Linked DNA regions of Homo sapiens: regions 1 and 3 are each linked to region 2. Evidence: chromatin loops called from intact Hi-C (ENCODE). Cell type or tissue: HCT116. All regions are shown on one strand. Links, peaks and the distances in the headings refer to the core of each region. The heading gives the core; the rest is flanking DNA.

Region 1 (7,826 bases), core at 1,357-6,356, 170 kb before region 2:
GAGCTCATTTGGGTTTAAGCCTTCTGGGATGCATTCTTTAAGACAAACATAGAGATACAAGTAAGCTATTATTTAAAAAGCAAACTGATCTTGCATATATTATGAATGTTCTTACCTGGTGTTTGGTTGGTTGAGAGTAAAAGAAAAACCAACTCAAATTGACTTAGTTTGAGTTGAATGGACAGATCATGTAGCTGAAAAGTCCAGAGATAGGGCTAGTCTCAGGAGAGGCTTGGTCTAGTTTCTTTCTCTGCATTTCTTGGCCCTGCATTTTTAGTGCGGAGTTTGTTCTTGGCAGCCTCCCCACTCATAGCCCCAAGTTGCTGTTAGTAATCTCTAGGGCTACTTGTTTCCAGATTGGAATGCAATAGAAAAGAGAAAGCTTACATTATCAGCAAATTTCAGAATTGACGTAGTTTATGTGCCAGTGTCTGAATTCAAAATTGTAATTAGGAGGGTGGGCCATGTACTTGCCTTAAGCTAATTTGACCCTGGAATTATGGATGGGAGATGAATCTATCCAGTTCGTGAAACTAAGGAATTTGGCACATTGTTTAGCTGATGGGGAGAGGAAATAGTCAAAGGAATATTACATGTGTCGTTAACAGGACTGAATTTAAAGTGCTGAGGTTGGTGTTTTTTTTTTTTTGTTTTTTTTTTTTTTTTTTTTTTTTTTGAGGCGGAGTCTCCCTCTGTCGCCCAGGCTGGAGTGCAGTGGCACGATCTCGGCTCACTGCAAGCTCAGCCTCCTGGGTTCATGCTATTCTCCTGCCTCAGCCTCCCAAGTAGCTGGGACTACAGGCACCTGCCACCACACACGGCCAATTTTTTTGTATTTTTAGTAGAGATGGGGTTTCACCATGTTAGCCAGGCTGATCTCGATCTCCTGACCTTGTGATCCGCCTGCCTCAGCCTCCCAAAGTGCTGGGATTACCGGCGTGAGCCACCGTGCCCAGCCAGTTGGTTTTTGATATATTTGCTAGTAGATATGTCTCTTACTCTCAAAATACTAGGTTAGCGTCCATTACTGGTTGCAATAGCCATTAGTGATATCCATTAATGTTTCTAGCTTTCTGTCTTTTGGACCCATGGTGACTCTTTTGGCCAGTAAGTTGTGAGCATTTGGGTTGAAGCATTACATTTGAGAGTGAGACTGTTCAGAGCTTCTTTTTCCTCTGGTAATATACCTCGAAGCATTGGAGATGGTGGGTGCTCCGTTATGAGTATCTGATGAGGAGACTCATGTTGGGCAAGTAGCATGAACAAGAAACAAACTCTTACTGGGTTAAGCTGTGAAGATTTTGGAGTTATTACTGTAGCATAGCTGGTTATCCTGACTAGTACATTGCATTTCTTGATACAGTTGAATTATTTGGGATCACTCACAAAAATCCTATATTTGCATAATTCTTTCAATTTAGCAGAAATATTTTTACATCTATGCTCTCATTTCCATGATAGTCCTATAAATATATGAGAAATGTTATTAGTTCCATTTTGCCAGTGGAAAAATTGAGGCAATCTCCCAAATGCTCCAAATGTTTGCTAATATAGCAGAGTTTGTTATTTTCTATTTGCTTTGTTTACTTAAGCAATATACTTAATTTGCATGTATAATGAGGATCTCTAGAAAAAATAATACTTCCCATTTTATTAATATTTTATTTGGTAGCCCATCTCTGAAAAATTTGTCATTTTTACTCCATTTTCTTTACTTTATTCCCCACCTTCACCCCACCCCCCCACCAAGTAGTAAATGCTGGAAATATAAAGGACTTTGGCCACTGTGCTTCTGTTGAAAGCTAAAGTAAGGGAGTGGTTATGTCTACTATTTGTCTGCATTGAGCTTTGTTAGGGGCCAAGAGAATCATTCTTGAGGGGAACTGAAAGAGAATCCAAGGAAACTGTAAGCATACATCAGGCAGTAGAACGAGGGCTCTGCCTGAAGGGCTTGACTAGAGAGGAGAAGGTAAATAAACTGAATTTCCTTTGGTAAGAAAGTGGCAGCAGGCTTGAAATGCAGACTGGAAGAGAGAGCAAGGGCAGATTACTCTGAAAGCAGAAGAGATAACTGCTTTGCAATGAATTGGGGCAGCACAGTGGTGAAGAGGGTGGGCTCTGGAGCAGAATGTCTATTGCTAGATCCAAATCCTGGCTCTTACAATCACCACTTACAAGCTGTGTCAACTCGTGTAAGTTAGTAAGTTACTTAATCTCTCTGAACCTTGGATTTCCCTTCTACAGAAAGGAAATAATAGTACCTATTTCATAAGAATGTTGTGGGATAAGATGAGCTGTAAAATGTAAAACTCTTAGTACACATAGTAAGAGCTTGATAAATGTCAGTAATTATTACCATTCATGGTCGTTCCTTCTGTCCCCACCCTGATCCAAGCTGTGCATCATCTTTCACCTGGACTAATGCAAAGACCTCCTCATCGCTCTTTTCATATCTATTCTTGTGTTACCACTGATTTGTTTTCCACCTAGCTAGGGTGATATTTTAAAATAAAAATCTCAAGTTACTTCTTTGCTTAAGATGTTTCAGTAATTCCCCCTTCACTTAGGATTTTAGTCTTTATTAGTCTTTATAATAAAGACTCTTTTGGTCTTGATAATAAGGACGACTAAAATTCTTAGTATGTATTCTGAGGAACTACTCCATCTAGTCTGTGCTGATCTCTGCAGTCCAGCCTCATAGGCCCTCTTCTAGATCCCCAAGTGTGCCACCTTTTGCCTACCTAAGGGCCTTTGCGTTAAAATATTTTAGAGAAGCAATGACATTGCCTTCCAGGTGGAGGGTTCTCTACTGGTGTGACACTCTCTCCCAACTCCATTACTACTCTGCCACATGTGAGATGAAGTCATTGACCCGATGGGCCAATCTTGGAGGAATAATGGGCCTCAGCTCATCTTTGCCCTTCTCCCTCTTGGAAGCACATTTTCCACAGGGAACATGTGCTTCCTCACATTCATTTACGGGGAGGCACTTTCCCACTATGTGGGACCCTGCCCTGGTCTGGCATCACCTGTGACTGTGAGCCCAAGCCTACCTCATCATGGAATCTGTTAACCATTCCTCCTCACTAACAAGCTAATGCCGTGGCCTCTAGTTTGGCTTTTATCAGCACCAAAGAGGCTCCGTGGAGTCTACTCCTTTTCTTCTGGATTGGGATGTTTGTAGTCATTCATGGTGGGAAAGTACTTCTGAGAGGATAGTGGTGAAGATCTTTCTGTGCCTTATTATGGAATGAACTGTACTCAGATTGGACTGTAGGCCTATAGCCTATGAAATGACTAAATATTAATGTGCCTGATTTAAGGTCTTACCAATGCAGTACTCATATGCTTGGACAGGGCAGTGGAAATGGAAATGTGTTTTGCTTTTGGTTGAAAAACAAAGAAAAGTAGACTGGCCCAGAGATTTTCCAGGAGGGGGAGCCCTTGTTCCTTGTTCCCATTCAAAGCTGTGAGGGTTTTCATCATCTGTGACTAAGTTACAACAGAACGAGTAGAACAAACACAATCATTGCTATATGTCATGCTAAGCAAATAGGAGAAAATTGTCATAGTTTCTGTTTGGCATTATTTATCCCACAGAATTAGCTCTTTACCTATATGGAACTCAGTTTTGTAGGAGAGTGTCTTTATAATTCCTGCCGTGGTTTTGACAGTTATAGACATTGCATATGTCCTTTTTGCAAGATGCTAGGCTAACCTCTATTTTAGCTTTAAGTTAGAAGGAAAATATAAAACAGAATTAGGAATGTGAGCTCCTTATTTAACTGTATTTTCTCCTTAGCTTTAATCTTCCCCATTCTTTTCTCCAAATCCTTTCTTTAGAAAAACATGTGATTGACAGTACCAACACCCTATTTTGCAGTGTGTTAACTTCTTGAGTAGTTAACATACTGCAATATCATCATTATTAGCTTTCAGAACGGTTTTCAGTACATTAATGTGCATCAGACCAACTAAGCTGGAAACTCTTCTCTTGACATCTCTTCTTATTTTCCCAGAACTTGTAGCACAAAACTGGACACCTTGATTCCTGACAAATGTTGTATTAGTCCGTTTTCATGCTGCTAATAAAGACATACCTGAGACTGGGTAACTTATAAAGAAAAGAGGTTTAATTAATTCACAGTTCAGCATGGCTGGGGAGGCCTAAGGAATCTTAGAGTCATGATGGAAGGGGAAGCAAACACGTCCTTCTTCACATGGAGGCAACAAGGAGAAGTGCTGAGCAAAAGAAGGGAAAGCCCCTTATAAAATGGTCAGATCTTGTGAAAACTCACTCACTATCATGAGCATAGCAGCATCAGGGTAACCACTCTAATGATTCAGTTATCTCCCATCGGGTCCCTCCTACGACATGTGAGGATTATGGGAACTACAATTCAAGATGAGATTTGGGTAGGGACACAGCCCAACCATATCAAATGTTAAAAATGGTCATTTAACAGATGACTGGACTCTAAAAAAACAGATAGGAGTGATGGCTAGGAGCCAGTGTAGGTTCACCTAAAACAAGTTACCCCAAACTAACCTCATTTAAAAAATATTATTCTGGGCATATTGATTCTGAATTTCAGTAATATCTGTCACCCCAAATTTCTCATGTTATCTTTGTGGATAGGATAGAATTAAGCCTCAAATAATATAGTTACATGGCTTTACAAGTGGTTAAATAAAACATATTTAATATGTTTTATATAAAACATATTAAACCTGAAAAAATTGTTAACATTAATTTGTAGAGAGGTCTCTAGTAGTTTGCCATAGCTTTATTGGTTTAATTAAAATTTCTTTTGGTGCATTTAGCCTGTTTTTTTTTTAATGTATATTTGTCTACAGCTTTGGAAGAACATATAAAAGGCATGTGTTTGAAATTTTCTGATGACACAAAGCTGGGAGGAATATTTAATGCTTTAGATAGTATACTCAAGATTAAATATTTTTTCATTAGGCTGGTGTAATAGGAAATATGAAAGATGTATACATAAATATTTTAAAAACCAACTATAAATGTATAGAAAGGGAAAGATGATTTAATAGTGATTTATGTAGAAATGATCTAGGAATTTTTGTTGATCAAAACTTAATATGAAGATATAGTGAGACACAATTGCCAGAATGCCAATGAAATCTTTGGACATGTCAGTACAATAGTTCAGAACACAGGACATCAAAGTCCTTACTATACATAGACTTGTTGAGCTAGATCTGCAGTTGTGTTTGGTTCTAGGCATCATGTTTTAAGAGAGATGCAGAGAAGCTGGGATGGACCCAAAAGAGCCTCACTGGGAAGAAATGTCTGTAAAATAAATCATAGAGAATGGTTGAAAGGTTTGGGAATGTCTGAGTCAGAATAAATATTTATGGGAGTCCTATGAGTGGTTCTCAAGTATTTGAAGGTTATCAACATAGAAAGGCCTTAGACTTGGTCTAGGTGACCCCAGGCATGGAATTTGCTATGTGGCAAGAAGACACTTCTCAAAAGAAGACATACATGTGACCAACAAATATATGAAAAAATGCTAAATACCACTAATCATTAAAGAAAGGCAAATCAAAACCACAATGAGATGCCATCTCACACCAGTCAGAATGGCCATTATTAAAAAGTAAAAAAAGAAAAAAAAATAACAGATGTTGAGGTTGCAGAGAAAAAGGAATGCTTATACACTGTTGGTAGGAGTGTAAATAAGTTCAGCCATTGTGGAAAACAGTGTGGCAATTCCTCAAAGAACCTAAAACAGAACTAGTATTTGACCCAGCAATCCAATTACTGGGTATACACCCAATGGAAAATAAATCGTTCTACCATAAAGACACATGCACTTGTATGTTCATTACGGCACTATTTACAATAGCAAAGACATGGAGTCAACCTAGATGCCCATCAATGGTGGACTGGATAAAGAAAAATGTGGTACATATACACCATGGAATACCACACAGGCATAAAAAAAGAATGAAACATGTCCTTTGCAGCAGCATGGGTGAAGCTGGAGGCCATTATCTGAAGTGAATTAACACAGGATCATAAAACCAAAGACTGCAAGTTCTCACTTATGAGTGGGGGCTAAACAATGAGTACTCATGGACATATACAGCAGCAATAGACATTGGGGATTACTAGAGTGAGGAGAGTGAAAGGGTGGGGTAAGGGTTGAAAAACTACCTATTGGATACTATGCTTGTTACTAGGGAGAGTGGATGTCCCAGCTCTTGTCTAACTTGGAAGAAAGATTTCAACCAAGAGACAGTACAAAGATAGCAAAAAATTTTATTGAAAAGAAATATATTGTAAAGAGCTTATTGTAGGAAAAATGGGTACACCCCAAAGGAGGAGTGGGATGATCCTGTGCGAAAACAGTTCCAAAGGTTCTGCACAGGGAGCTTTATCATGCTGGACTTTTTCTGCAAATTACTGCCCCTGTCTCAAGTCTCCACCTTTCTCCTTTGCCTAGTTTTTCCCGCTCCTGCCTTAACTCCTCACCTAGGCTTGTGGGACCCTCCCTTACTGTTGGTTAATGTGCATGTGTGGGCTGGTGATCAGTACAAATCCTGTCTGATGGTGGCCCTGCTCATTGCTGCCACCCCAGAAAGGTTGTATAGTGGTCAAATCTATACCTGTTGGGCCTACATATCTCTTTGGAATTTCCTTGTGTGTCCTAATCTGTACTTGTGGTGCCAGGTTTCTCTTGGTAATGTCCCCTTTGCCCATCTTTTTTCCTTTTTTTTTTTTGGCAGAGTCTTGCTCCATCACCCAGGCTGGAGTGCAGTGGTGCAATTCCGGCTCACTGCGACCTCCGCTTCCTGGGTTCAAGCGATTCTCCTGCCTCAGCCTCCTCAGTAGCTGGGATTACAGGCGTGCACCACCATGCCTGGCTAATTTTTGTATTTGTAGTAGAGAGGGGGTTTCATCTTGTTGGCCAGGCTGGTCTCGAACTCCTGACCTCAAGTGATCCACCTACCTCTGCCTCCCAAAATGCTGGGATTATAGGCGTGAGCCACTGTGCTTGGCCCCCTTTGCCCTTCTTATTAGCATGTAGCTAACGACATTCTGACATTTTAACTGCAGAGTGAATGATTATTGGGGTGTCTTAAGAGGCATTCCGCGGTGTTTCTTTCTGTGTGGCTACCTTCTCGCTCTCCTACCCACATATGACTAAGTGCCCCCCGACAAGCATTAGAAATGGCATTAATATGCAAATTTTGGGTGGTCCCTCAGGTGTGAGCCTTCCCAGAGGTTTCCTTTCCCAGGAGCTCCCCTCCTGTTAATGTCTAGCTCTCCACCCACTCTAACATGCTCTTTACCTGACGACAGGATCATTCATACACCAAACCTCAGTGACATGTAGTTCTCTCATGTGACAAGCCTGCACACATGCTCCTGAACCTAAAATAAAAGTAGAAAAAAATAGTTATTAAAAAAAAAGAAGTTATAGGGAGGCAGATTTGGGTTCCTCATAATAAGGACCATTCCAGCAATTCCCGTTCTGAAATGGGGACGGGCTGCCTTGCGAGGCAGTCAGTTTCCCATCCCAGGAGATCTTCTAAGACAGACCTAGGAGCCCCTTGTCGGAGGTATCTAAAAGGGTCATGCTTTGGGAAGGTGGACCAGATGATTTCTGAAGTTCCCTCCTGCCTTGCGGGCTCCAACAGGAACTCAATACTGCATACAGTAGGTACTCAAGCAATGACTGCCAAATAGTTGAGTGCTTAAGTCAGAAATCTCAGGGGTAGACTTTTGCATTTGATACATATTTAGTTACAGGTGAGTTTATGGCATGGACCAGTAATTTCATCTAGTATCA
Region 2 (7,826 bases), core at 1,806-6,805:
CTGATTCACAAGAGCTGATTGTTAAATTTTCATGAATTTTGTGAGCCAGTGGTTAAATACAGCCATTATTAAACGTTATATAAATTTACAATTTAAGTTATATTAAAAATAAAAGACAGTTAATATACTCAAAATGAATCCCTTGCTAATTATTTTCCCATGTTTTACTATTTATGCTCTTGAGATTATATTGGGTCTGTATAGTAGAAATACTATATAATGGTGAGTATGTCTCAACTCCACATTCAGTGGCATCATTGCTTGAAATCAGTCATGGAGGAATATTTATACCATGGAAATTGGCAAATGCTACAAATCAAGGCTTTTTTTTGTTTGTTTGTTTGTTTGTTTTGAGACGGAGTCTTGCTTTGTCACCCAGGCTGGAGTGCAGTGGCGTGATCTTGGCTTACTGCAACCTCAGCCTCTCGGGTTCATGCCACTCTCCTGCCTCAGCCTCCCGAGTAGCTGGGACTACAGGCGCCCGCCACCATGCCTGGCTAATTTTTTGTATTTTTAGTAGAGACGGGGTTTCACCATGTTAGCCAGGATGGTCTTGATCTCCTGACCTCATGATCCACCCGCCTAGGCCTCCCAAAGTGCTGGGATTACAGGTGTGAGCCACCACACCTGGCCGGCTTTTTTTTTTTTTTAGCCTGTTGTTAAACATTTATCAGCATGTCATTGGATATAGTCCCCCTTTCTAAATCCTTACAGCTGGGTTTAGACCACATAATGAAAATAGGAATCAGAGAGTAACAAAGGAGAGTTACCATGAAGAGAACTTAAAATTTGTTATTAGAAATAGTTATTCTGAGTCATAAGCTTTCCCACTTCCACCATTGTCTTCAGTTTCTTCTCAGCATAGCATCCAGAGTAATCCTGTTAAAATATAAATAAGACCAGGTTGCTCCTTTGCTTAAAGTCCTCTAATGTCTTCTACTTTCACTTAGGTAATAAGCCATGTTTAGTTACATAGGATTGTTCTTCTTACCTCCTGACATCCATTATTCTTCCTACAGGTCACTCTGCTCTACCCAACTGGGCCACCTTGCTGTTCTCTGAGCATAGTGGATGCTTTCTTGCCTTAGGGTTGTTTCATGGGGCCTACTTGCAGTATAGAATGCTGCACGTCCCAGCATTTCCAGCTGTTTCAGAAAGCTGCATGTTAGATCCATTTCCTTCAGGTCTTATCTCAAATTCACTTCTCAGTGAGACTTTCTTCAATCTGCTGTATTACAATTACAGCCCTCCCACATTCCCTATCCCCTTTCCTCTCTAGCACTTACTACCTTCTAACTAATTAAGTTGATTTTAATTTTTGCTTTTGCCCATAATAAGCTCTGTAACCGAAAGGTTCTGTTTCCACAACTGTGTGTACTCATAGGCAAAATGGGGATATATGCCTGCTTCACATGCCTCATTGACTTTTAGTGAGGCCCATGCAGGGAATTCTTGTGTAATTAGTCTACAAAGGTGTGAGGGGATATTTTTGTTGTTTTGCTATTTATGCCCATCTTGCTTTAAACCACTCCCCCGCAAAAACCTCTCCATTTTAACACAGGATAGAAATAACAGGCTTATTACTATATTTATCTCTGAAGATTTTAGTGAATCCTTTGTTTACCACTTGGATCAGATAATTGGACTCATTATAAGCCACTGAAAACCTGGAGAATAAAATGGCAACCCACCACAAGGTCAGGGGCTCATACGTGTCCCGCACTATGTTAGGGGTACTGCTGCATGTATTATTTTGTCCTCACTGCCACACTGCAGGAAGGGTATACATCACTTTAGAGATAAAGAAACTGCCGTTTAGAGAGATCTAGTATCCCATTAAGGCACCAGAGCTGATAAGAGGCAGGTCTAGGAAAGAATTCATATTTGTCTGATTCCAAAAGTCAACTCCCACCCACCTCAGAAAACCTGGTTATTTAACCTAAATGTGAATATTCTCACTACTATGGATGATGTTTCTCACTTATATGTTATATTTCTTTTCAGACTGTTTATGACCAGTGGTTCATCACCCTTTTTAACATTGTTTACACATCACTGCCTGTTTTAGCCATGGGGATTTTTGACCAGGTATGTTTTTTTTCCATCTTTATAACTTAGTTTCTCTTTTATGCCTTTTAGTTTTTTGTGGGTTCTAAGTAGAAAACACAATTCTAAGTAGCAGCCCTAGGAATGCAGTTGTTTTAGTTGCTTTTGCATGGATCACACATGCTTCCAGGTCCACTGTGCCTCCCTTACCCCTATACCCTAGCTTCCCCAAAAGCATTATTTGATAAAAGTTGGTTACTCTTCTCTTAGAGGTTCACACCCCATAGATTGCTCTAAAGGCTCTAGAAGTCCTGTACGAAGTAATCTCTTTAACTTCATTTTAACCCAGCATTTCCCAAACTTCTATGACTGTATATGTTTTCATATAGCACCTATTAATTAATATGTCTCAGAACTAGTGTCTGTGGTTCACACACGGGGAAATGCTGCCTTAGCCTCTGAGAGCTTATAAAGAACCATGCAATGATAGAAAATCATGGGGCTAGGTTGGAACACAGGGGGCTAACACCTGCAGTGAGACTCCCTTGTTGCGAACATCTGCAGTGAGACTTCCTTGTTACACACAGCCCAGAACAGGAGCCACAGACCAGTAGAGCAGTCTGCCAGTGGGAGAGGAGGATGAGAAGCTCCATGGCCAAGGAAAGAAAGAGCATGGATTTCTTTTGTCCCAGCATCAATGTGCTTGAGTGGGGAGAAAGGAGAGGATCAATCACAAAAATGGTAGATCCTTGGCATACTCAGAGCCTTGGAAGGGACTTCCTGGAAAGGGGAAAAAGTCTGGCTGCCTGTGGGGAAGTGAAAGACTAGCCAGTGGAATTTCCGTGGCACAATTAGAGTGTCTTATTTTTAAAAAGACTTTTTGTTTTTTAAAAAAGTATTTTTAAGGAGACCACATTTTCTCCAGGCTGTTGTTAGACCTATTTGCTAGGCCTCATTTTCTGGGCCAAAGCCGTCTATTGCAAAATATAAATCTTCACATTATGAGCTCACTCCAGTCTCCCATTTGGCTGGCTTTGTAGTCAGTTGTTAAGTCTCCCTTCTCATATGTAAAAAGGGCAGTTTGCGAAAGGCATATTTTCTGGAATTATACAAAAAAGTAATGAACTTCTGAAGACCTTAGATGTAAAGGATTAAGCACATTCATTTCTCAGCGCCCATGTTTACAAGTGTTTCTTTTCTTGGAGCTTTGTAGCTGCCCAGAATGTGGAATAAAATAATAAAAATAAAGCAGTTTCTGGGAAAAGATGGTTATTGTGCAATTCAAAAAAAATATAATAAGGCTTCCTATTACCATCAAGTTGAGTGTCTGCTCCTCTCTCCTTTCCTGCTTTGTCAACCTTGGCCCTTAAACTGATCACAGGATCGTGGAATGCTATGCTGGACAGGCCTCAGCAATCATCAACAGATCTGCTCATTTTTTAAGGCAGAAACCAAGCCTTGGAGAGTCATTTCCCTAAAGCCACACAGCCAATAAGTGACACGGCTAAGACTAGAACCAGGCCTCTTAACTTTGAGGTTGCTACATTATTGCTATTGTTGTTATTATCATTATTTTATTAATTGTTATTTATAGAAGCATCTGGCATATTTATTACTTACGATGTGGCAAGAACTCTACTAAATACTTTACATACTGGTTTAATCATGGCGATAGTTCCATGTGGGAGGTGTTATTGTTTGCATTTCTGGGCATGAGGAAACCAAGGCTCAGGCGGATTAAGTAACAGGTTTAAGATAACACACCAGCTAAACCCGTTACCAGGGATTGAGCTCATGACTGTCTTGTTTCAAAGCCTGCGCACATAACCCTCAGTCACTGAACTAGGGGAACAAGCATCCAAAAGCATCTAAAAACAGGACTTTCTAAAGAGAATATGCCTGTGTTTTTCCATGGGACTCTGTTTGGAGAGACCTGGGCCATCCCACAAGCAGGAAGGGGAATGTTCCTCTCCCACAATAGTTCACCACCTGTGTTGCTTCCACTTTCGCCTCTTCTCCTCCACCTGTGGTCCTCTGATGTCCCCTGTGGTTGATTCTTGCCATCCTTTTTGGTTTTTGGCATTTGGCTTTGGTGCTCACTGTGGTTATCAGCATTACTTTGGAGCTGGCTGGAAATGCAGTCTTGGGCCCTCAGCCCTATTGAATCACAATCTGTTTCCCAGGCGATTTGTGTGCACATTAGGTTTGATAAGCATTTAGTTTCTCTTGGGACCTGGTTGGTGTCAAATGTGCCACCTTCTCATTCTGTCTATATTCTTTCTTTGTCCTGAACACCTGGTAACTGCTGTTAAAATTCTCACTGGGTAGGATCCTCATCCCAGCCTCCTTCTCACCTGGAATCCCAAATGCAGTTTCCCCTTTTCCCTGCTCTCTTCTTCCTGCTCACTTCCCTCCAAAGTCATGAGCTCTGATTTGACAATTCTGACTCCACAGCTCTCTGCTGTCATCTCCTGGTCACTACCACTCACTACCTTGACAATTAACTTCTGGGGCCCATTGGCTGCACATGATGTGCTGGAATTCTGGGAGCACGAATGCTTCTGACAGCCTGCAGGAGAGTGTAGGAAAGAAACTTCAATTTGAAGCCAAATAGCTAGGCTCAAACCAAGCCCTGGTTCTGCTACTTACGAGCTGTGTGACCTCTCATGAATCTCTCTTGGAGACTCAAGCTCCTTCTCTGTAAAGTAGAGATCATTTTATTATCTTCTGGTTTATTGTGGGAATACAAACAAGATAATGTCCTGTTCTGGCCCAGTGAGTAGTGCATTTTAGGACATGTTTAAACAGGCATTTGCTATTTCTGAAGATAGGGAATACAAGGCCTCTCTGACTCTTTTTAATCCTTCTCCACTGAAATTACACTCTGTTTACAGGATGTGAGTGACCAGAACAGCGTGGACTGTCCCCAGCTCTACAAACCAGGACAGCTGAATCTGCTTTTTAACAAGCGTAAATTTTTCATTTGCGTGTTGCATGGAATCTACACCTCATTAGTCCTTTTCTTCATCCCCTATGGGGCCTTTTACAACGTGGCTGGAGAAGATGGGCAACATATTGCTGACTACCAGTCCTTTGCAGTTACCATGGCCACATCTTTGGTCATTGTGGTCAGTGTGCAGGTAACGCTGTCGGTGTAAGCACCTTAACTTGATGGGTTTACAACTTTTACTATTTCATTGTTGATTGATTTTGTCTACTTGTTGGGGGGAAATAATCCTAAAGGAATACTGGGGCTGTCCTTTTAAGTACACATTTTGAGATGAAAGCAGGAAGCTTTAACATAAATTACTGGGGAGAATTAGCATTAGGCGTCTGTAACATTCATGTTAGTAGAAACCTCACAATGTATCACTTCTTTGGGTTGTGCATTGTATGTAAAGAGAAATGATTATACTATTATTTCCTTCTTGTATTTGAAGAAAAAAAAAATTCCAATAACAGAAGGAGAAACTTTCCCATGATTTCTTTAAGACTTAATAACTGCCAGGTTTTAAAGTGAGATCTAAAGTTTGCTTGGCAATACATTTCTATGGAGTTATTCAAGAGGTTCAATGCTATATCTGTGGCATATCCGAATCTCACACTCAGAGGAGCTCTTCTGGTGGGGATGATTTTTTGAGGTTCCATTGACCTTCTTCCATCTTGAGTTGTGTCTCTATTTCCTTTTTACTGTGAATGTGGTCAATGCCATTAGATACTGAGTTAGAGTTCACAAAAACTTTTATTTCTTGAGAGGAGGCCTTGCTATGTTGCCCAAGCTTGTCTAGAGCTCCTGGGCTTAAGTAATTGCTCACCTTGGCCTCCAGGTGGCTGAGATTATAGGCATGCATCACCGCACATAGTTAGAAAAACTTTTCCTCTATTACTATCTGTAGCTCCGAGTAGGTACAGCAAGCTATGTGACCTCTGTTTTATTTTGTTGTCTTTTGATTACTGAGCAAACTGTTAATAATTAGGTGATCTTCTCTGTCATGAGGGTACATTTCCAATTCTCTGGATTCTCCTTCCATAGAGAAGACAGTGGTGGGGTGTACAGGGACATCTTTTTAGTGGTAACAGCTGATTCACCTCTGGCTCAGACCTGTTCCTCGGTACTCCAAGAGATTATTTGAAAGGTAGTAACTGAAATAAAAGGCCACTATCTGAAGAAGCAGCAAATAGAAAACATTCTTCATACTGTCCTGTTAACATGATCTGTTTATAAGTAAGGGTAATAAATTACCTGGAAGAGTCATTGTAGGTGTGACATGTAACAAGCATTAAATGTTTGTGTGTATGTGTGTGTGCATGTGTACATGGATAGATGTGTGTGTGTGAAACTGGTGTTCACAATTAACCCTACAATTTTTGGTTAACTTAATCTTTATAATTTTAGAAAAAGCCTGCTGTTATGCCCATGCATCTTTTTCTCTTTTTTTTTGCTTGCCCATAATTTGTTTTATGTGCTATTACAATAGTGCCAGTGCCATGTTTTTATATTAACTTTATGTTTAGAAGCTGTTTTTCTCATAAAACATACAGTTCTTATTCCAGTTGAATGTTGAAATCACATTTCTACTTTCTCACAAGTTGAGAGCCCACAGAAACTATCACATTTTAAAAACATTGTTTAGTCACGAAAAAATTACAGAACTTCAAAAGTTTATTTTAAAAGCTTCAAGTGACTTCTTGTCGCTTGAAGTTTTTAAAATAAACTTTTGAAATTTCTAACCCTTGATTATCCAAGTTTTATAAGAATGATATAGAATGATATCCATGTTTTTTCAGAGAGGATTCACACCTTAGGCTCAAAGTAACCATTAGCCCCTCATTCAGGATGTTTTGCAAGAGGAAATCCAAATCCATTTGCTTCAGACCTTAATGGCCATTTGTCTCTTCAAAATCTATTCTCTGCCTTCCATCTCCTCAAGGACAATAGTGGTCCTAGCCATCCCTCCAATCCCATTACTCACACGCCCCAGCCACACTGGCTTTTGTTCTGCTCCTGGAATTCACCAGTCTCTTGCTTGCCTTATGGCTTTGCTCTTTCCTGCCTGGAACATTCTTCTCTCAGTTTCCCTCACATGTCATTTCTTCAGAGGGGCCTCCCTGGATCCATTTAAACTAAGGCCCCTTTATTTTCTCTAGTGGAATAGAAATCAATTATTTTATCTCATAGTTGTCATCTCCCCTTGTAAGTACAAATTTAGTGGTGTGTTCTCTCGTTTAATGTCTTTCTACCTCCTAGAGTGTAACCTTCACGAAGGCAGTGGAAATGTCTGTTAATCGCTGTATACCCAGAGCTGAGCACATCACCTGTTAGTGTGACACACAATGGATATTTCTTGAGTATTGAATAAATGAGGGAGATGTTGAGAGGAAATTCTCCTGCTACTGATCCTGTCATAACAAGAGAGTTCATCTGGGTGTGTCAAGTTCCTAGGAAAGAATCATTATAACTGATGTGTTTACAGATTGTGTTGACAGTTTTCAAATGTGCCCAAAGTTTCCAACCAGTCTGAGAGAGGGTCCTCCTGTGCTGAGTCCAGCAGAATGACCCAGCTGTGAAATGTGGTATGGGGAAAAGTGAGAGATTTTAGATGCCTTCAAAAGCAAGGCAGTGCAGGGAGAGTCAAGTACTGCATGGCCTCAGAAGGTGGGATGTGCTGCGGTCGCCACACCTCCTGCAGCCAGGCAGAAACTTAGGCCATGTATGTACCTGTGGAGCCTCTGCCCTAAAAACACAAAATCCTTTTAGTCTTATTATAAAAGGAATACAT
Region 3 (7,826 bases), core at 1,376-6,375, 270 kb before region 2:
AACAGGTCTGACTGATTTGAAGAGGAAGAGAGGTCAGCAGTCTATCACCAGATCAGACTCTACCAGTGATACTAGGATCTCCTTTCTAACTTCTGGCCTATAGCTTACTCTCTCTTGTCTTCTGTGTTTTATGCTTATGACATGACTCAGATAATATACAGGGACATACTGGGCACTACGGCAGACCTAGCCAATCAATCATGGCATTATCTTAGGCTGAGCCTAATCATGTGTCAGAATTGTTCTTAACACAATGTTCTCAACTGCCACCACCACATTCACATTTAACCCCTGAGATTAGTTCTGCTTATCATCTCTGTAGTATTGATTCATAGATGAACAAGAGAATCACCTGGGAAGCTTTAAAAATAGCATGATGTATTGTTATTTTTAAAAGGGATACTTATCTTTTTGAGATACATACTAAGTACTTATGGATGAAATGATGTTGAACCATTTGAGAGATAGTTGTAGACAATATAACATTTTATTCCTAAATACTTTCAGTACGTATCACTTAAAACAAGAGAATTTTGTAATCTAACTACAACAGAATTATAACACTTGGGAAACTTGAAGTCGATACAATTTTATTATCTAATATTACATTTAATATTATTATCTAATATGAATTCTTATTCAGTTTTCGAATTACTTCAATAATATCTGTGTTAGCCTGTTTTGTGCTGCTATTACAGAGTACCTTAGACTGGGTAATTTATAAAGAACAGAAATTTATTTTTTCATAGTTTTGGAGGCTAGAAAGTCCAAGATCCTTTGCATTAGCAGGTTTGGTTATCTGGTGAAGGCTGTAGCCTCCAAGAAAAGGAATGCTGTGTCCTCACGTGGCAGAAGGTGGAATGGCAAGGAATGCATACTGCATGAAGCCTCTTTTGTAAGGGCCTTAATCCCATTCATGAGGGAGGAGCTCTCATGGCCTAATCCCCTTTTAAAGGCCCCACCTCTTAATACTGTCATATTGGCAACACCTACATTTTGGAGGGGACACATTCAACCCATTGCAATGTCTTATAGCTTTTTTTTTGTAAACCATCCAAAAGCCAATCTAGATTACAGATTGCATTTAATATTAAATATAATTATTTATGTCTTTTATGTTTCCTTTAATCAAGAGCAGTTCCCCAGCTTTTCCTTGGTCTTTAATTGACATTAACATTTTTGGAGTCCAGGCCAGTATTTTGTTGAATGTTCTTTAACTTGGGTTTATGTGATGTTTCCTCATGATTAGATTCAGGTTTTGCAGTTTGGCAGGAACACTAAAGAAGTGGTGTTCTGTCCTTCTCAGTGTGTCAGACCAGGAGGCATCTGCTGCCTGATTGTCCCATTATTGCTCGTATTAAGTTGGATCACTTAGTAGAAATGCTAACTGCTAGATGCATTGGAAAGATATAGTTCTTCTTTGTAATTAATATGTATTGCATGGAGTTATACTTTTAGATTGTATAAATATTCTTTTACGCCCCAATTTCCCACTGAATGATTTTGGCACTCTTTGATGATCCTTGCCTGAATCTATTATTTCTATGGTGGTTCTGAGAGGGTGATTTTCTGTTTCTATCATTCCTTCCACATGCATTCATTGGCATCTTTTCTTTTTCTTTTTTTCCTCCTTTAAAGGTTGGGTATAGACTCAGCAATTTTCAAAAAATTCAATGTTATATATTCTTTTGTGTCATTGATCTTGGTTGGCTCCTGTGTCTTTTGGCAGGTCCCGATCAGCTTTTGAGCATGTTCTGATGTTCTGAAACAAAAGATGTTCCAGGATCACCTTGTGCTTCCCTTGACCCAGCCCTGGAATCAACCATTTCTCCGTGGGATCCTGCTTTTGTCTTTTGACTATGGTGTTTAGACATGGAAGCCAGGGTGCAGGTATACTCCTTCTGCAGGAGGGTTATTGCTTCTAGGCTCTTTCAATGGACAAAATAGGAAGTATATACTTTTTTTTTTTTTTTTTTTTTGGAGACAGTGTCTCTTTCTCTCTGTCACCCAGGATGGAGTGCAGTGGTGTGATCTCTGTTCACTGCAACCTCCGCCTCCCCAGTTCAAGCGATTCTCATGCCTCAGCCTCCTGAGTAGCTGGGATTACAGGCATGCAGCACCACACCCGACTAATTCTTGTAATTGTAGTAGAGGCAGGGTTTTACCATGTTGCCCAGGCTGGTCTTGAACTCCTGACCTCAGGTGATCTGCCCACCTTGACCTCCCCAAGTGCTGGGATTACAGGCGTGAGCCACCGTGCCTGGCTAATACATAGTTTTAAAGACCTCGAATTTGTACTGATACCTCTAACTTCGTAACCCAACACCAAAGAGTTTGCGTCTTCTTCCTTTACTCCATATCTCTTTTAAAAAACAAAAAACAACCCTCCCATAATGGGAAAACTGGTTCCCAGTGAGACAGCCAAGTGGGAAGAGGATCCCTGGAAAAACTCCAACTGGCTTGTGCACTGGGAAGAGTGCACACTGGGGTGGAGACACAGAAGTTCACAACATTTGCAGAAGGGTTCCTCTTCCTGTGTGGAACCTGGGATTCAAGGCTCCTCCTCTTCCTGTGTGGAACTTGTGGGTGGGAAGTTCTCTAGCAGGGACTCTGGCCTTAGGAGGATCCCTGTTTCCCCTTTTTTCCCTTTTACCCAATACAACCCTGCTTTACTCACGCTTCAAACCATCTATGAGCCTAAATGTTGGTGACCATGGGACGGAAAAGGACCCTGTCTTTAGCTGAACTAAGGAAAAGTCCTGCAACACCAGCAAGATCAATATGTTTATCTATTTGAAATTCTAAAACACACGCAAAGTAGTTTCAGAATTACTACATCAATACCACTACCAAAGACAAACTTACCTTACCAGGTAAAGTTCAAGGCTTTCTTAATTATTATCCTTAGAATATTCCCTGAGGGTGGCCAGTTAGAATTTCACATTCACAAGTTACTTGGAATAATTATTTTTCTTGTTCTGAATAATTACATTTTTTATATGATACATGCTTAGGTTGATTTGTTTCTGTTTCTGTTCAACTTAACAGTCCTCCCAGCCTGGTGACTAAATTTTATATTTGAAAATGTAGGCCGGGCGTGGTGGCTCATGCCTGTAATCCCGGCACTTTGGGAGGCCAAGGCAGGTGAATCACGAGGTCAGAGTTCAAGACCAGCCTGGCCAAGATGGTGAAACCCCGTCTCTACTAAAAACACAAAAAATTAGCTGGGCACGGTGGCAGACGCCTGTAATCCCAGCTACTCGGGATGCTGAGGTAGGTGAACCACTTGAACTCAGAGGGCAGAGGTTGCAGTGACCCGAGATCGCGCTCCTGCACTCCAGCCTGGGCAACAGAGTGAGACTCCGTCTCAAAAAAAAAAAAAAAAGTAAACATTTATGTGGTTCAAGAGTAAAAACTATATAAAAATATAATCAGAAGAGTTCTATCTTTTTCCATCTTTCTCATTCATTTTCATCCTTTTGCTTTAGGTAATCAATCCCATTAGTTTCTGGTTAATCCTTTCTGCATTTCTTTTTTTGCAAAAATTAGGACATATTCATATATCTTCTGACAAAGTAGCTTTGGCCAAATAGAAATATTGTCTTGCTGGGCACAAAGCACCAATTTTCAAAAAAGTTCCCAATGACTGAGCAAGCATTTTCTCTTCTTGGTGTACCTGAGTGCACCTGTGATAGTAAGAAAGAAAGAAAGAAAGGAAGGAAAAAGAAAAAAAGACATGGTGAGAGTGGCGGTGAAGAGAGTAGGGGGCCTAATTAGCCTTAAGAATTTATTCACATTTAGTAAAATTTCCACTAGATGGCAGTAACACTCCAAGAATAAGTTTCCTTTGTGTTCTGGGATAGGGTGACGCACCTACATGGAATGATGAGCTGTGGAGTGTGTTTAGGACAGACTCCCACCCAATGCAGAAATATTTTAAATGGATTCATTTTTCAGGTAATACCAATTTAACTTTTAAAATTAACTCTAAATCCAGTTTATCCCTCAGTAATGTAATATACTGAAAAAAGAAAGAGACTGATCCTGAATCAATGTATGACTGATCTGTGATTTGATAGCCTCTCAAATCAGACAAGATACTATAAACAGCAAATGTTAAAAAACCCTTAAGATTCAGTAAAATGTATTTTTATGCCCAGTGTTAATTAAAATCTCTTTATTGAATGCACTTTACCTCTTTATTTTTTGTTCAATTTTGTTTTATCCTGATTTTTAAAACAAGTAAAAAGTAGTCAAAGCCAAAAAGTAAACTAAATATCAAGGTTCATTTTAACTCAGATTAGGATGTGGTACATATAGCTGGGATTGTAGAGGTAATACCATACCCCTGGTTAACTCAATAGATCTTGCAAAAAGTTCTATTTAATATCAGTCACTGCTTTTCATGGCTCAGCTAGGCTTTAAGAACGAAATATTTTCTACGATATTCAGTAGTGTAATATGATATGGAAGCAACTGCTTCCATAAGTGTAGAGGGCAGGAGTGATCTGATCAGCTGAGAGTAGTCCGTGACGGCTTCCAGGAGTAAGTGAACTTTGAAAAAGGTGCTGAAGGAAATCATAGATATGAGTTGATAGTTAGGGAAAGGTAGGCCCTGTGGATAGGAAGAAAGATGTAAAAAAAAAAACAAGGGTAATTGCAAATGATGTCATCTCATATTAGGTTATTCTTTCATGATGAAGTGAAGGAAAACATGCCTTAACTTTGTGATATAGTTTGGCTCTGTGTCCCTACCCAAATCTCATCTTGAATTGTAATCCTCATGTGTCAAGGGAGGGACTTGGTGGGAGGTAATGCCCCCATGCTGTTCTCAAGATAGTGAGTGAGTCTCATGTGATCTGATGGTTTTGTAAGTGTTTGACATTTTCCCTTTTTGCTCTTCTCTCCTGCTGCCACGTAAGATGTGCCTTGCTTCCTCTTTGCCTTCTGCCATGATTGTAAGTTTCCTGAGGCCTCCCCAGCCATGCGTAACTGTGAGTCAATCAAACCTCTTTTCTTTACAAATTACCCAGTCTCAGGTATTTCTTTACAGCAGTGTGAAAAATGGACTAATACACTGTGAATGCAAAAGTCTATCATGTTCAATATAATTATCTCAGAATGTTTTTCACGTCTCTTCCCCTCCTTTGCATTTCTACCACCATCATCATACTTTAGGCTTTTCATACTGGGAAATGGACTAAGGTTTCAACTTGGCATCCCTGCTTCCATTCTTCCCTCCTCTAAATCGATTTTCCACATTGTGGCCAGGATTGCCTTCCTAAGGCACAACCCTGACCTAGTATGTTTCCTTTGGTAAAACAAAGGGACCTGAATTGGCTCAGCTTCCAGGGCACCATGAAAACAGTCTATTGATAGGAAGTTGGTCTCAAAAAGCCCTTCCATTCTAATGTTTTATGATCCTTACATGTCATCCTTTCACTGAGATAGCATGTGTGGCTCCCATTTATCTACAGGTGAAGTTGATGTTCCCTTTTCAGACATGCAAGGCAGTCTACAACGTAGGCCTGTATTTTCTGGGTTTTCTCCCCCTCACTCATGATTAGTTCACTTTAGCCAAATCAGACAGAGGGCATATAACATGGTACCTTTAATCACGCTGTTCCATCTGTCAGGAATGCAGAATCATCCCTCCCTGTTTCCATTTGAAATGCTTCATAGAACACTTGTGATTTGCACAAAGCCACCCTTTACTACTGTGGCACCTAGCCTCTAAGTTGACCTCCAGAGATTCATGCTGCCTGGTACTCATGCACTGTGAAATGACCACACTGAATCACGGCTGACTCTGTATAGTCAATAACTGATGGAATATTGTGAAAGTAAAAATATGTTACTTCTGAGGTTAGCTTATCAAAAGCTTTGTAGTTTCTGCTTTAGTGTCTTGGATCACTCACTTTGAGGAGAGCCAGCTGCATGCTATGAGGACACTAAAGCAGCTTTATGGAGAGATCTACTTGGAGAGAAGCTGAGGTCTTTACTCAACAGTCAGCACCAATGTGCCCACCATGTGAGTGAGCCATTCAGAAAATGATTCCTCCAGCCCCAGTCAAGCCCCTGGGTGACTGCAGAATCAACTAGTATCTGACTGAAGGCAGCAAGCCAAAACTGCCCATCAACTTGCTCCTGAATTTCTGACCCACAGACACTATATTGTTGTTTTAAGCCACTAAGTGTTGGGGGTGATTTGTTACACAGCAATAGATAATACAACATCAAGCCTCTGATGGCACAGTTTTGGCAGCCAACTAGAATTACTTGCTCTTCAATTTCTATTTTTAGAAGAAAAGTTCTTGCCTTTAAGGGAAATGAGGGCTTTGATGAGGTTGATATCCTCAAAGGAAGGTCCTGGCATCTCCAGGTCTTCAGCTTCTCTCCTAAGCTAAGCATTTAATTCATTCTTAACTCCTTCCTATGCATTATACATAGTCAGAGCCTGAAACAGTTCGTTTCTTCTCAAAAGGGAGGATAGTAGAAACAGAGGCAGAGTAACAGTCAAGGCCATGGATGGTGGAAGCAGATGTGTGCGTAATTGAGTCTTGGCTTTGCCTCTCCCTCCCTGCATGCCTACTGACTTTGGAGGATTGCATGGGGGTATTGAATGTTAAGATCTATGCCATGCCCACACTTCAGTGCCTGGAAAGTATCCAGGACTCAGTAAATGCTATGATTTTTATTACTAAGATTCCCTGGACATCAGCCTCTTTTCATTACTACCTTAAACTAGAGCCATCTTTATCATTCCTCGTTGCTTTCTACCACCATTTCTTTGTACCACAGACTCTTCCACTGAGCTGCCAAGATGTTCTTCAAAATGAAATATAGCCGTGTTGTTTTCCTGCTTGAAAAACCTCTATTAAAATACAAAACAGATCCGTAGGGTTAAATCTAGGCTAGAGTTGCTTTGGGGAGGAGGAAGTGGATGGTGAGTGGGAAGGGGCGTGACAGGGTGGGCTTTTGAGGTGCTGACATGTTGTTTCTTGACCTTGATGGTGATTATACAGTTGGGTACCTTTCGTGATAACTCTGAGTTGTGTCCTGGATGCTCTGTGTGTTTTTCTGTATGTATATTATATTGCAATAAAAAGTCTATTCATAAAAAATGAACATAAAAACAAGTGAACATCACTGTTGGCTTCCTTGCCATCAGGGATAAAAGCTGCTTTCCTTCGGCATCCAGAGCTGCCCCATGGCTCCTGTTCGGGACCTACTTCTTCAGCATCATAACTCACTCCTGAGTCCCACACAACCAGTGTTTCTAGTTATATTTCTCAGCATTCCCTGAACACACCATGCAACTTCTCTGCCTTTGTACATTCTGTCCACTTCCTCTTTCCCTACCTCAGTTTTTACATTTTAGGAAAAACTCGTATTCGTCTTTCAAGAGCCCCTCAGACATGCCATATGTGAAGCCTTATGTGCCCTCCTCAAGCAGAGAAGTTGCTCCCTCCTCTGGCTTACCGCAACACCTCTCTCACAGTGCTGTGCAGACTTTCTGTGTTCAGGGAAATATGTTGTGTGTGCTGTCCAATATGGCAGCCACTGGAAACCCAGCTAGTGTGGTTGAGGAAAGGAATTCTTAATTTTATTTCACTTTTAAAAAATTTTAACTCTTTAAAACAACTTTATTGGGGTATAATTTACATGCCATAAAATTCACCCATTTTCTGTACTCTTATTTAATTTTAATAAATTTAAAATTAAATAGCCACATATGCACAGTGCGGCTCCTTCACAAGTTCTCACACAATGTGTGTATAAATCACCTGTTTACATATCTTCCTCTCATGGAAGATCGTGAGCTT

What was found. Hi-C counts contacts between places; a loop is a spot of excess contacts. Peaks named below come from ENCODE experiments on the same cell type or tissue, not always from the same donor. Only the 100,000 strongest peaks of a DNase experiment are listed, where the experiment ranks them.
Region 1: a loop joins it to region 2, with 2.2 times the contacts of the local background. A loop is called at or near these places in 15 of 110 quality-filtered maps.
Region 3: a loop joins it to region 2, with 15 times the contacts of the local background. A loop is called at or near these places in 12 of 110 quality-filtered maps.

What each region holds. Positions count from the first base shown.
Region 1 is chr15:50,047,634-50,055,459 of GRCh38, reverse strand. The region is part of intron 3 of ATP8B4 (ATPase phospholipid transporting 8B4 (putative)); the gene reads left to right. Among named protein-coding and RNA genes, the nearest start is that of ATP8B4, 68 kb to the left of the region's middle. In HCT116, for the core only: a CTCF peak has its summit at 3,441 (motif pointing right); a DNase peak (open chromatin) is centred at 3,459.
Region 2 is chr15:49,873,638-49,881,463 of GRCh38, reverse strand. It overlaps ATP8B4 (ATPase phospholipid transporting 8B4 (putative)), which reads left to right. Exons shown (of 28, transcript NM_024837.4): 24 at 2,005-2,088; 25 at 4,941-5,186. LOC102724587 (a long non-coding RNA gene) reads right to left here and starts at 4,165. Exons shown (of 3, transcript NR_187946.1): 1 at 4,036-4,165; 2 at 771-879. In HCT116, for the core only: CTCF peaks have their summits at 4,527 (motif pointing left) and 5,858 (motif pointing right); a DNase peak (open chromatin) is centred at 4,503.
Region 3 is chr15:50,141,574-50,149,399 of GRCh38, reverse strand. It overlaps a transcript of ATP8B4 not described here. Among named protein-coding and RNA genes, the nearest start is that of ATP8B4, 26 kb to the right of the region's middle. In HCT116, for the core only: a CTCF peak has its summit at 3,805 (motif pointing right); a DNase peak (open chromatin) is centred at 3,819.